Linked DNA regions of Homo sapiens: region 2 is linked to region 1. The links are chromatin loops, found by intact Hi-C in ENCODE. Cell type or tissue: Caco-2. All regions are shown on one strand. Links, peaks and the distances in the headings refer to the core of each region. The heading gives the core; the rest is flanking DNA.

Region 1 (5,393 bases), core at 246-5,245:
TATCTTGTTTTTTAAAAAACACATTTACTCTCGACATAAGTTCCAGAATATTATACATTTCAATTTTATGCCTTTTTCACAGTCCTATTTTATTTAGTATATCCTCTTACATATTAAAGAATAATTTTAATTTGAAAAAGGATCTCAACACATACTTATTTTTAAAAGCATGTTTTTATATTATGTTTTAATGTTGTCCAATTTAGTACTGTCCGATTTTTAAAAATTGTATTTATAGTACAAATCTAAACATGCCTATATAATTATGCCTCTTGGGAAATATCCTTATTGGATGTCTCAGTCTGTTCTAGCTGCTATAACAAAGTACCATAGGCTGAATGGCTTATAAACAACAGAACTGTAGTTCTCACATTTTTAGAGGTTAAGAATAAGAGGTCAGGGTGGCCCCGTGGTTGAGTTCTGATGAGGGCCCTCTTCCAGGTTGCAGACTACCATCTTCTTATATCCTTACATGAGAAGAAGAGGAGTAGAGAACTTTTTGGGTCTCTTTTATAAGTGCACTAATCCCATTCATGAGAGTTTCACCTCCATGATCTAATTATCTCCTAAAAGCTCTACCTCCTAATATCATCACATTGGAGGTTAGGATTTCAACATATGAATTTGTGGGGGAGCACAAACATTTAGTTCATTGCAACTGGAGTATTTGTGGGTTTGAGTAAAAAAAATATTACAAGGAGAGTGCTTTTAAAACATCATAGAATAGTGTTAGAAATACCTATTTTAATACCTTTTAAGTGAGAATTTTAAGAGACCTGAGTCATTACGAACTAGGCTTATCTTCTTCTTCTAACTCCAATCTCTGGATATCCTGATATCACAATAATGCTTTATACTCAGGCACATGAATAGAAGCTATTGAACCCATCTAGTGTTAAGAGAGATCACAATAAAAATATTTTACTTAAACACTTTCCACCCATATATTCCTCTAATCCAGAGCAATAGAGGGAAACATTCTAACATTGTTAATGAGAGAAATCTTACGTATTGTTATATTTAAAGTATATCTTAGGGTTAATAGAATAAATGAGGGGAAGGTAACAAAGTGAAATTCACAAATGCCTTCGGTGATGAGTAATTTCAATGGCAAACTATTTTTTTTCCAATTTCATCAGAGTATCACCTTATTCTAATCAGCATTATTATCTTGGATATAAAAGAATTAATAGATAACATGCTTCTGAAAATTACAAATAATTTATCCCTGGACCAGTTAACACTGAATGACAAACTTGGGATCCAAAAAAGCCCTGACAAATTGGAACAATTGTCCAAATCAAATGGGAGAACACTTAAGAGGGACAAATATATCTAAGTATCCAACTTTGTAAGTACAGTTGCAGATCAAATAATTTTAGGACCTATACTTGAAAAATAAGCATATAAACTTATATAAAACATATACATATATAAAAACATATAAATATATAAACATATAAGTGTTATGCAGTTTTTGAAAGAATTACTATTACATTTTAAATACGACTTTTCTTTTTACTAATTTATTCCTTAACATTTTCTTGAATCCTGGATGATGCTATTTAAGAGTTATGTAAATATAATAGAATGTGTTAAAGAGTGTGACTGGCCAGGTGTGGTGGCTTATGCCTGTAATCCCAGCACTTTGGGAGGTTGAGACAGATGAATCACTTGAGCTCAGGAGTTTGAGACCAGCCTAGGCAACATGGTGAAACCCCATCTCTACATAAAATACAAAAAGTTAGCTAGGCGTGGTGGCCTGTAGTCCCTGCTACTTGGGAGGTGGGAGAATTGCTTGAGCCCGGGAGGCAGAGGTTGCCGTGTGCTGTGATCATACCACCACGCTCCTGCCTGGGCAACAGAGGGAGACATTGTCTCTCAAAAAAAAAAAAAGAAAAAAAAAAAAGTGTGACCAAGATCAAGAAGGGGTTTCACCCAAAAGAATGATTTATTTTTCTATCCTAGGAGTTGTTTACACCTGAATTCAAATGTTTATTCAGAGCCTGCATGAATAATCATTGAAGACTCTCAGGTTCTGTGATCCTGTGTAGTTAACAGAAAACAACACTCTCTTTACAAACACTCTGTTTCTCTTTAATTATACTAAATTTCACTCTATAAAACACTTCAATTTTAAAATTGCAATAGTTTAATCTAAGGACAGTATTATTTCACTTTCTTGTTTGTACAATATTGTATATACACATATATACATGTATATTTTATAGACTTACACACTATCAGTTTTGGGAAAAGCAAATGAATATATATAGGATATCATTATTCAAACTTACTATGTAGAATTTTTTATTCACTTGAGTAATTCTAGACAAGGAGACATTTACATATTTATCACTGAATCAAGGATTTTAAAATCAGGCATATTAACACTGAAATGGTTCTTTTGTAAAAGGAAAATACAGTAATTTGAGGGAAATGTATAAATAGCAAAATTACATTCTTTTAACCTTGCATGAAAACTCCAAAAATTAATTGGTTACATAAATCCTATTATTTAACAATATAAGTGAGAATATTAGCTATCCAAATATTGCCAGATGTAATTAATGTCCTTAAATATTGCCCCATTAGCATGCATTCTTATGAGCTGGAGTCACAAAACTAATGGATTTGCTACCCAGGGGACATCAATTGGATATGACACTGCCTCAGTTCTCTGCACGCCCTATTCTACTGTCTTTATTATAACATGATTACTTTTCATTTGATTCTATAAATTGCATTCTATCAAATTACTATAGTGGAGCCTGTGATATGATACTCTCACTAATTAAAATCTTTGTTTTCTCTACACTTGGGTTAATATAGATAGTTATTTTTCTTGTTTCTTACTAACCACTGGAGAAATACGTTAGGAAATACTTCAGGCTCAGCATCTTTTGTGTCATTAAATAATAGTTATTTTTGCTTTGCCATATGTAGAAAAGAGTCTACATTATTTTGCTGTGGGGAGAGGTATGTAACAATTACAGTAAATGCTAGAGTTTGAGTTTTCTAAGAAGTGAAATTCTAGTCAGGTAGGATTTGATAATCTAAATAGACCAGTGACTGACATTCCATATCCTTAGAGACTTCATAATGAGAAAATCTCTACATTCAGCCAAGTTTAATTTGTTGTCAATACATTCTAGCATTTAGAGAGGACTTTGAAGACTCCCAGCATATATTCAGAAAATACTGGCAACATCAATAGGATTATTTGAGTGTGGGGACATTAAATCACACAAAAAGTATATGCTTATTCACTATTGTTCTAAGAGTCCTTCCTCCACAAAATTTGAAAAAGCCCCAGGCAGACAGAGTCCTAGTTTGAATGCTTCTGCCTTTTCATTTCTTTTTTTTTTTTTAAGGTAAGATATTTGGCTCAGATTTCAATTGTGAATATTAGAGAGAATTCTGCTGCTTCAGATCTTCTCTATCCATGGCATTTTCTTCCACTGTCAAATAACTGGATCTGTCACGACATCACCACCTTTGGTATTTAGGAACCTAAGGCAAATTCCCTGGTCTTATTGCATGACAAAATGATCTCTGGCTGCACAATATATAATTTGATCAACAACAACTTAAAAAGCTTCTTTATTATACATAGGCCATCTGCCTTTTCTGTGTGCAGTATCTGAAAACACAGCAAAATCCTAAAATACATGATCCAAACATATTGGCAGTGATTTTTTTTCTTGGAAAATCAAATAAGAGAACCTGTCATTTTTCTTTAGAAGTTTGAGGCGAGTGACCTCTGCATACCTCTCATAATTATTTCTTGCTTCTTAAATGCCAAGTGGCTCATTCATAACAGCAAAATATAATGAGGACCTTCGAGATAACTGCCATTAGAAACATGTCATGAAATGTATCAGTACATGCCAGGCTCTTGATTACAACCATAAATATCCAGAAGACCAGTTGCAGAGCCCAGTGCCAGTTTGACATTTCCAGTTGTAAGACTAATAGAAAGGAGCAATTAACAAATAAACCCTCTCCCTCCCACCCCTCATTCATGCCTTTGCTCTACAAACATTTCTAAATTTACGTCTACAGTTCCATGATGGATTTTAAAAGTTTTAAATCATGCAATTTTGGTACCTATCATCCAAACACATAAACAAATTCTTTTTGAAACAGTCAGAAATGTTATGATATTTCTTCTCCTTGAACTCACACTTTGATTCCATTATCCTTATAAAATATTTTGTGAGACTTGACATTTATTCTATTATTTGCAGCATAAATGTTACCCAGTAATTAATGCCACTCACTTTATCAACTATATCATCAATATTTCAAATTGTTCTTTATTTCTTTCTTGTTCAGAAAGAACAAACTGGTACAGTTTGTACCAGAAGTTTCTTCTCTTCCAGGAAAATGTATCATAGTAAGATTATGGAGGAAACGAGTCTTTCCTTCATAAAGTAGGAGAAAGGTATGGGAAGGAGAAATTGGAAAGGAGAGCCTGTCAGCTGCAGTACATTCCTAGGCAGATTGACTGAAGAAAGTAAGTACATATAGAGTTTGAAGTTCTAGAAATTATTCCTTTAAAACTATTCATGTGGTTTCTTAATCCTGTGTACATCAAATAAATGCGCATGCAGGTCTAGAAAGCCAGTATGCTAGTTGCAATGAATCTGTGACTCTGTATATGTTATCAGACCAAGTATGTCCTGCTCCTCTATAAAGGCTTATAGATTTTATGTAATTAATACATATTTGAAAACCTCATTTTGTCGTTATGTATAACTGTTAAAAATGTACAACTATGATCATGGGGGGCATTTAAAAAGGACTCTCATATGCCAAAAATAAAGAAAAAAACGACTTGATTGGTCTAACTTGGGAAAAATATTTTAATGTATTGCTGAGTTAAGAATAAAATCTGAGACCCTACTTGCCAGTTGTTATTAACAAACAGCCACTGGTTCTAATAATCTAAATATTAACCCAATTACATGATGCCCTTAACGATTTAAAGGTATGGCTTTATCTTTTTGAGAAAGGAAAAAATTTCTTACCATTTTCATTATTTCTCTTAAGTAAAATTTGCTATAACTCTACCACCTGGCAGTTATATATTGTGCCAAGGAGGATCATTAACTCTGCCGGTCTCAGAAGTGCTGGTGTGCTACGTCTGAGCCATGACATCACTAAGATGTAGGTTGGTGCAAAAGTCATTGCGTTTTTTGACATTAAAAGTAAGGGGAAAACCTTCAATGACTTTTGTACCAACGAGTCATAGAAAATGCTACTTAGTCACATTGCTTATAATGGATTCCCCCACTCTCATCCAGATTGCCAGCTGATGAGAGTGTATAATGTGCCTTTAAAAAAACAACAGCAAAAAAGACAATCTCTTCTTCTTTTACTGTAAGAAA
Region 2 (5,393 bases), core at 260-5,259, 220 kb after region 1:
CCAAGGGAGGGGCCGAGGGGGTGAGGGCAGGTAACTCATTGCAGTGTTAAACCTGGGCTCAAGAAGACAATTATCTCTAACAAAATGGAATAAAACAGGCGGCAACAATATGCAAAACATCACAGAAAGGTCAGACCTACACCCTGTAGAAAATTACAAGCTGTATCGAATTCATGGAACACCCCTTCTTAAACTTTGCTAAGCATGAAACTGTACAGATGAAAGAACCAGGAAAATGCATAAACAGAAAATACATAGAAAAGGAAGGCATGTTCCCTTCTTAGATGCTTTCTTATTTTCAGTTGTTTCTGTTCTTTTGACTTTTCCCTAAAGGATTACTGAAAACAACTATTTTGTTTTTCTTTTATTAGAAATTGATATAAAATATGAACCAGTGTTTAAGCCTACTTTCTATACCCTGTTGAAATTGTGTACCTATAACGGAAGCGTGCTCCTAAGCAGGTGTTCCCACAACTGAAACATGGGGAATTCAATCAAAGTGATATACCCAGAGTCAATTATCTTTGATAATCCTGCCCCTAATTTAAGTACATCCTGTACAGAGAAGAATGTACAGCAATGATCTAATGATTAATTTCTACCAAACGACATCCTGTTTTTTCAGTGTGGACATAAGAAGTATGCATTTAAAGAAAAAGAAAAAATATGTATAGTTTAGTTTGACAGACTATCAAGACCTTTCATAGTGAATGGTAAACTTTTTCCAACAGTTAGCCCAGAGATTATCCAAGGTATACTATATATCTATTCCTTATACTGCACCCTTTGATATCATTAAAATTGTTATTTTAAAACTATTATATATGTTTTTCTTAGTACAAGAAAAATGTCTGTGATCAAGGCTTTGCACACTCTGAGTCCATTTAAAATGCATTAAAAATATCGTCTTTTCATCAATAATATGGGCCATAAAAGTTTGCAGTAAAGAAGCTACTGAGTACGAAAACCACTTCCTTGACACTAACAGTTTAAATTACAATCAACATTTCATAATGATCAGGAAAATATTTCCTACACTTCTAGTCTTTAGAAAAATGAACTCCTGGGGAAGCAAAGGGAATTTCAGAAGACGTTAGCCTGATACCACGCGAGAGAAGTCGTTTCTTTTGTAAAATGAAGCGCTCTCATTAAATATCCAGAGCTTCTGGAGTTCAGCCTCTTTTGACGTGATACTTACTGGAGAGTTTTTGAAAAGAAATAATAAAGGACCTTTGTTACTTCCTCAAATGCTTTGGCCAAAATTTCATGGGTATTCAAAACTACTAGAAAATCTTTTTAGTAATCTAAGCAAAGTGTTTCTAATAAGCATTTGAAGTGAGCTTAGCTGAGAGATGTTCTTCAGACTTCTCTGAAGGCAACCATCTGAAAGTCTTGACAGAGGGGCTTAAGGTGGGACGAGTGACAAGGTTGTGAGGTGATGCATATGTTAATTAGCTTGATTTAGCCATTCGACAATATGTACGTATTTCAAAACATCATGTTGTACATCATAAATATATACAACTTTTATATGTCAGTTTAAAATATAGATGAGAAAAGAAAATAAATTTAAAACGTTTTAAATGTAAAAATTTTTAAAACATGCGTGTGGAGAGGAGTACAAAAGGGCCTTAACCGTGGTAGAACTGTTATTAGGTGCTGGCCCACAGCAGAAGAGCCACAGTTCGGCCGCTATGATGTGAAAGTACACATTTTAAGGGCTAGAACTCACCCAGGCTGGCTTTCCAAATACCGTGATAGTGACTGGTTATAATGACCTTTACTTTATTTGCACTGTGATAGCAGAGTAGGGGTCCTGCTTCCTGAAACAGTAGGATCAAAATGCCGTCAGAGGAATCTGCAGTGGAGACAGTTATAAAAGTATTCTCAGTGCCTGCACTGACAGTCAACATTTTTGTCAGGCTGACTCTGACTATGGCTATTACAATATCAAGCACCTTGCTTAACCACAGAGCTGGCAGAATTGGTAACTTTCAGAACTAGGTTACCTCTTGTTTCTGTCCCCTACGTAGGTGGTTGTTGAACTGTCAAAATTTGCATTCATCTATTGCATATTACTATCTTTCTGCCTTAAGTCTTATTGATTCCTAGGAATGTGGACACTTTAGCCTCTTGTAATAAATGTAACTTGCAGGAGGTGTCCACTTTGATCTTATAAACCGTGTTTGCCTTCCTGATAATAAAAGAATGGTTACCCAAGCAGCTCTGAGCAGCGTATCGGCAATTTCATTATCACGGCAGTCACCTGAATGTGCTCATAAACAGACAAGCTTTAGGCTAAAACTTGCTTCTCTAGCTGTAAAGCTTTAAGGTACACAGAACGAAGGCAGTCTATCTATACAGCTTTCTTATAGTCTTCCACATTTCAAGAGGCTGCCGCCAAAGTGTATGGTTTTCTGTGGGAAGACAGGGAGAGGAGGCTGAAAGGCTAGGAAGAAGGGAAACAAAGAAGAATGTGCAAACGTATCTCAAACCCCAGTATTTTTCATACAATAAGGATGCAAAAATTATCTTTCTGTAGCAAGTTTATCAAATGTCTTAAGTGACAAGATTTGAATTATCTAATTTATTCTGCCATTACTTGAATTTTCAGTGACTATTATAGCAGTGATTATAGCAGTGTTTTCCAACCTGAAAATTCTGTGAAATTAGTGGGGCATTAACAGTATTTAATTATTAATTAATTGGATTGAATTCAATTGAAAATTTTAGAATGTTATACTAATGGGTAGGTATAAGTGTCATTTCTCAAATATTCAATTTCAGTTATAAGGCATATATGAACCTGATGTGGTATAAACTGTATTTCTTCACATAGACTACACAGTCAAAGTGGTCATCATGTACCAACTTTCTAAACTAGGAATCAAGGCCTTCAACAATCTGACTAGAAAAGGAAAACTCATGGATAACTTTGAGCATTAAGAAAATATTTACTGATATTTACAAAGGGATCCTGTTTTTCAACAAACTGCTACTAGAATATAAGAGAAAAGGCAGCATTCATGATTCAAATTATTATATGGTGGTCATAATTCCTGTTGGATTGGATACATTTAAGAAATATTTTGGCTGGGCACGGTGGCCGCGCCTGTATTCCCAGCATTTTGGGAGGCTGAAGTGGGTGGATCATTTGAGGTCAGGAGTTCAAGACCAGCCTGTTCAATACAGTGAAACCCCGCCTTTACTAAAAATACAACAATTAGCCGGGCATGGTGGTGGGTGCCTGTAGTCCCAAGCTACTTAGGAGGCTGAGGCAGGAGAATTGCTTGAACCCGGGAGGCAGAGGTTGCAGTGAGCAGAGATTGCACCACTGTACTTCAGCCTGAGAAACAGCCAGACTCCGTCTCCAAAAAAAAAAAAAAAAAGAAAGGAAGAAATATTTTGGGGCCAGGAACAGTCACTCACACCTGTAATCCCAGCACTTTGGGAGACCAAGGCAGGCAGATTGCTTGAGCCCAGGAGTTTGAGACGAGCCTGGGCAACATAGCAAAACCCTGTCTCTACGAAAAAAATATATACATATATAGTGGGGCATGGTGGTGCACGCCTGTAGTCCCAGCTACTTGGGAAGCTGAGGTGGGAGGATCACCTAAGCCTAAGAAGTTGAGGTTTCAGTGAGCCATGATCACACCACTGCATTCAACCTGGGTGAGACCCTATTGCAAAAAAAAAAAGTTGAATTAAAATAAACAAGAAATATTTTGGGTTATTATTAAGGAAGAAACCAGAATGTTCCCTCTTTCTGGTGGCTTTTATCATGATGTAATGCTTTGAGGAAATTCTTGTTATTCATGGCTTTTAGAAGGTTTTCTCATGACTGGTCCATCTTGAATTCAGGGCACTTAGCAATGAAAGACTTTTCTGTGTGACAAAACATAATATGCTCCTTCAGCCATGATGACAAAGAGAAAGATGTTCATTTGCTTTCTAAAAGTTTAGAGTGGGCCCTAAGAAATTATCTTGTCCAAATTCCCTTCAATGTGAGCAACCACTAAACAATGTCCAAGACAGGCATCCAACCTCTGCAGTAACTCATCTTTAAAGTAAATTTCCTACCTCAAAAGATAGTCGTTTCTGTTAGACTTATTGACAGAAATGTTTTCCCTTGTATGAAGAAAATTCTGCCTTCCTGATCCCAAATTGTCCTACTTGAGATACGAGGAATATCTAATTGGTCTTTAATGACAGAGCTATTAGAAATATTTGAGAATAGTTGCCATGCCTATACTGCCCAAGAGGGAAAACAACAAAACATTTTTCTTTTCCAGGCTACATATTTTCAGTTCTATCACCATGTTTTCCAGGTCTACTAGAATCTTGTAAAAGTTCACACTCGTTGATGTAATGGTTCAATACATGTAAATTCACTTCACTGCTGCCAACGTTTCTCCAACTTGTCTCCAAGGGCAGCATGAAATAGTCCATCCAGTATATCAGGTACCCAGGCCCTAATACATGACTCTGTCAACTATAAAAATCAAGTTAATTTCTAGAGAATTTATGCAGGTTCCTAGCTATCATGCTTCCTTTTGCTAAATAGAAATAATCGATTCAGCAGTTTATTCAATTTTGCAAGTTGATTATATTTTTCAGAATCCACCTCTATTCTGTCTTTGTGATTGTGGAGAAATTATTTTTGCACTGCCAGTCTTCCTCAGATAGAGCTTCACAATTCCTTAAAGACTTCTAGAACTAAGAGTTTTAATCACCATCAATGGAATTCTTGCCTAGACTTATTAGTGAGAACTGACATTCTCTATTTTCCATCTATGGTATACATCAATTTCCAAAATGCTTAAAATAAATACATATATACAGCAGCGGGGAAATTCACAGGCTAAAATCATCCTTTTTTTTGGAGACAAAGTCTCACTCTGTCACCCAGGTTGGAGTGCAGTGGGACAATCTCGGCTCACTGCAACCTCTGCCTCCTGGGTTCAAGTGATTCTCCTGCCTCAGCCTCCTGAGTAGCTGAGATTACAGGAGCACGCCACCATGCCTGGCTAATTTTTGGATTTTTAGTAGAGACAGGGTTTTGCCATGTTGGTCAGGCTGGTCTTGAACTCCTGACCTCATGATCTGCCCGCCTTAGCCTCCCAAAGTGTTGGGATTACAGGCATGAGCCACCGCACTTGGCCACAATCATCCATTTTATTCTCTCAGAAACCACTATGTTCCACAGACATATCAGTTTGAATTCAGTAATTCCTCATCCAGGGCCAATATCTAGCCTTCAAATGTCCCTAGGCATGGATAGCAATAGCCGTGACCCATTGCCAAGGACCTCAAGTTAGGCACTTCAGACATGAAAGATCCTCTGACATGGGCCAAAGGTGAGATCCTTATGAGCTGGTTCTGCAGTCCAGAAG

Evidence for each region. A loop is a pair of places that touch in the nucleus more often than their neighbours do. Peaks named below come from ENCODE experiments on the same cell type or tissue, not always from the same donor. Only the 100,000 strongest peaks of a DNase experiment are listed, where the experiment ranks them.
Region 2: a loop joins it to region 1, with 3 times the contacts of the local background. A loop is called at or near these places in 3 of 110 quality-filtered maps.

Annotation. Positions count from the first base shown.
Region 1 is chr4:172,594,564-172,599,956 of GRCh38, forward strand. All of the region lies in intron 5 of GALNTL6 (polypeptide N-acetylgalactosaminyltransferase like 6), which reads left to right. Among named protein-coding and RNA genes, the nearest start is that of GALNTL6-AS1, 130 kb to the right of the region's middle. In Caco-2, for the core only: no CTCF peak of the experiment used is centred there; no DNase peak of the experiment used is centred there.
Region 2 is chr4:172,813,735-172,819,127 of GRCh38, forward strand. The region is part of intron 7 of GALNTL6 (polypeptide N-acetylgalactosaminyltransferase like 6); the gene reads left to right. Among named protein-coding and RNA genes, the nearest start is that of GALNTL6-AS1, 90 kb to the left of the region's middle. In Caco-2, for the core only: no CTCF peak of the experiment used is centred there; a DNase peak (open chromatin) is centred at 2,247; H3K4me3 peaks cover 464 bases.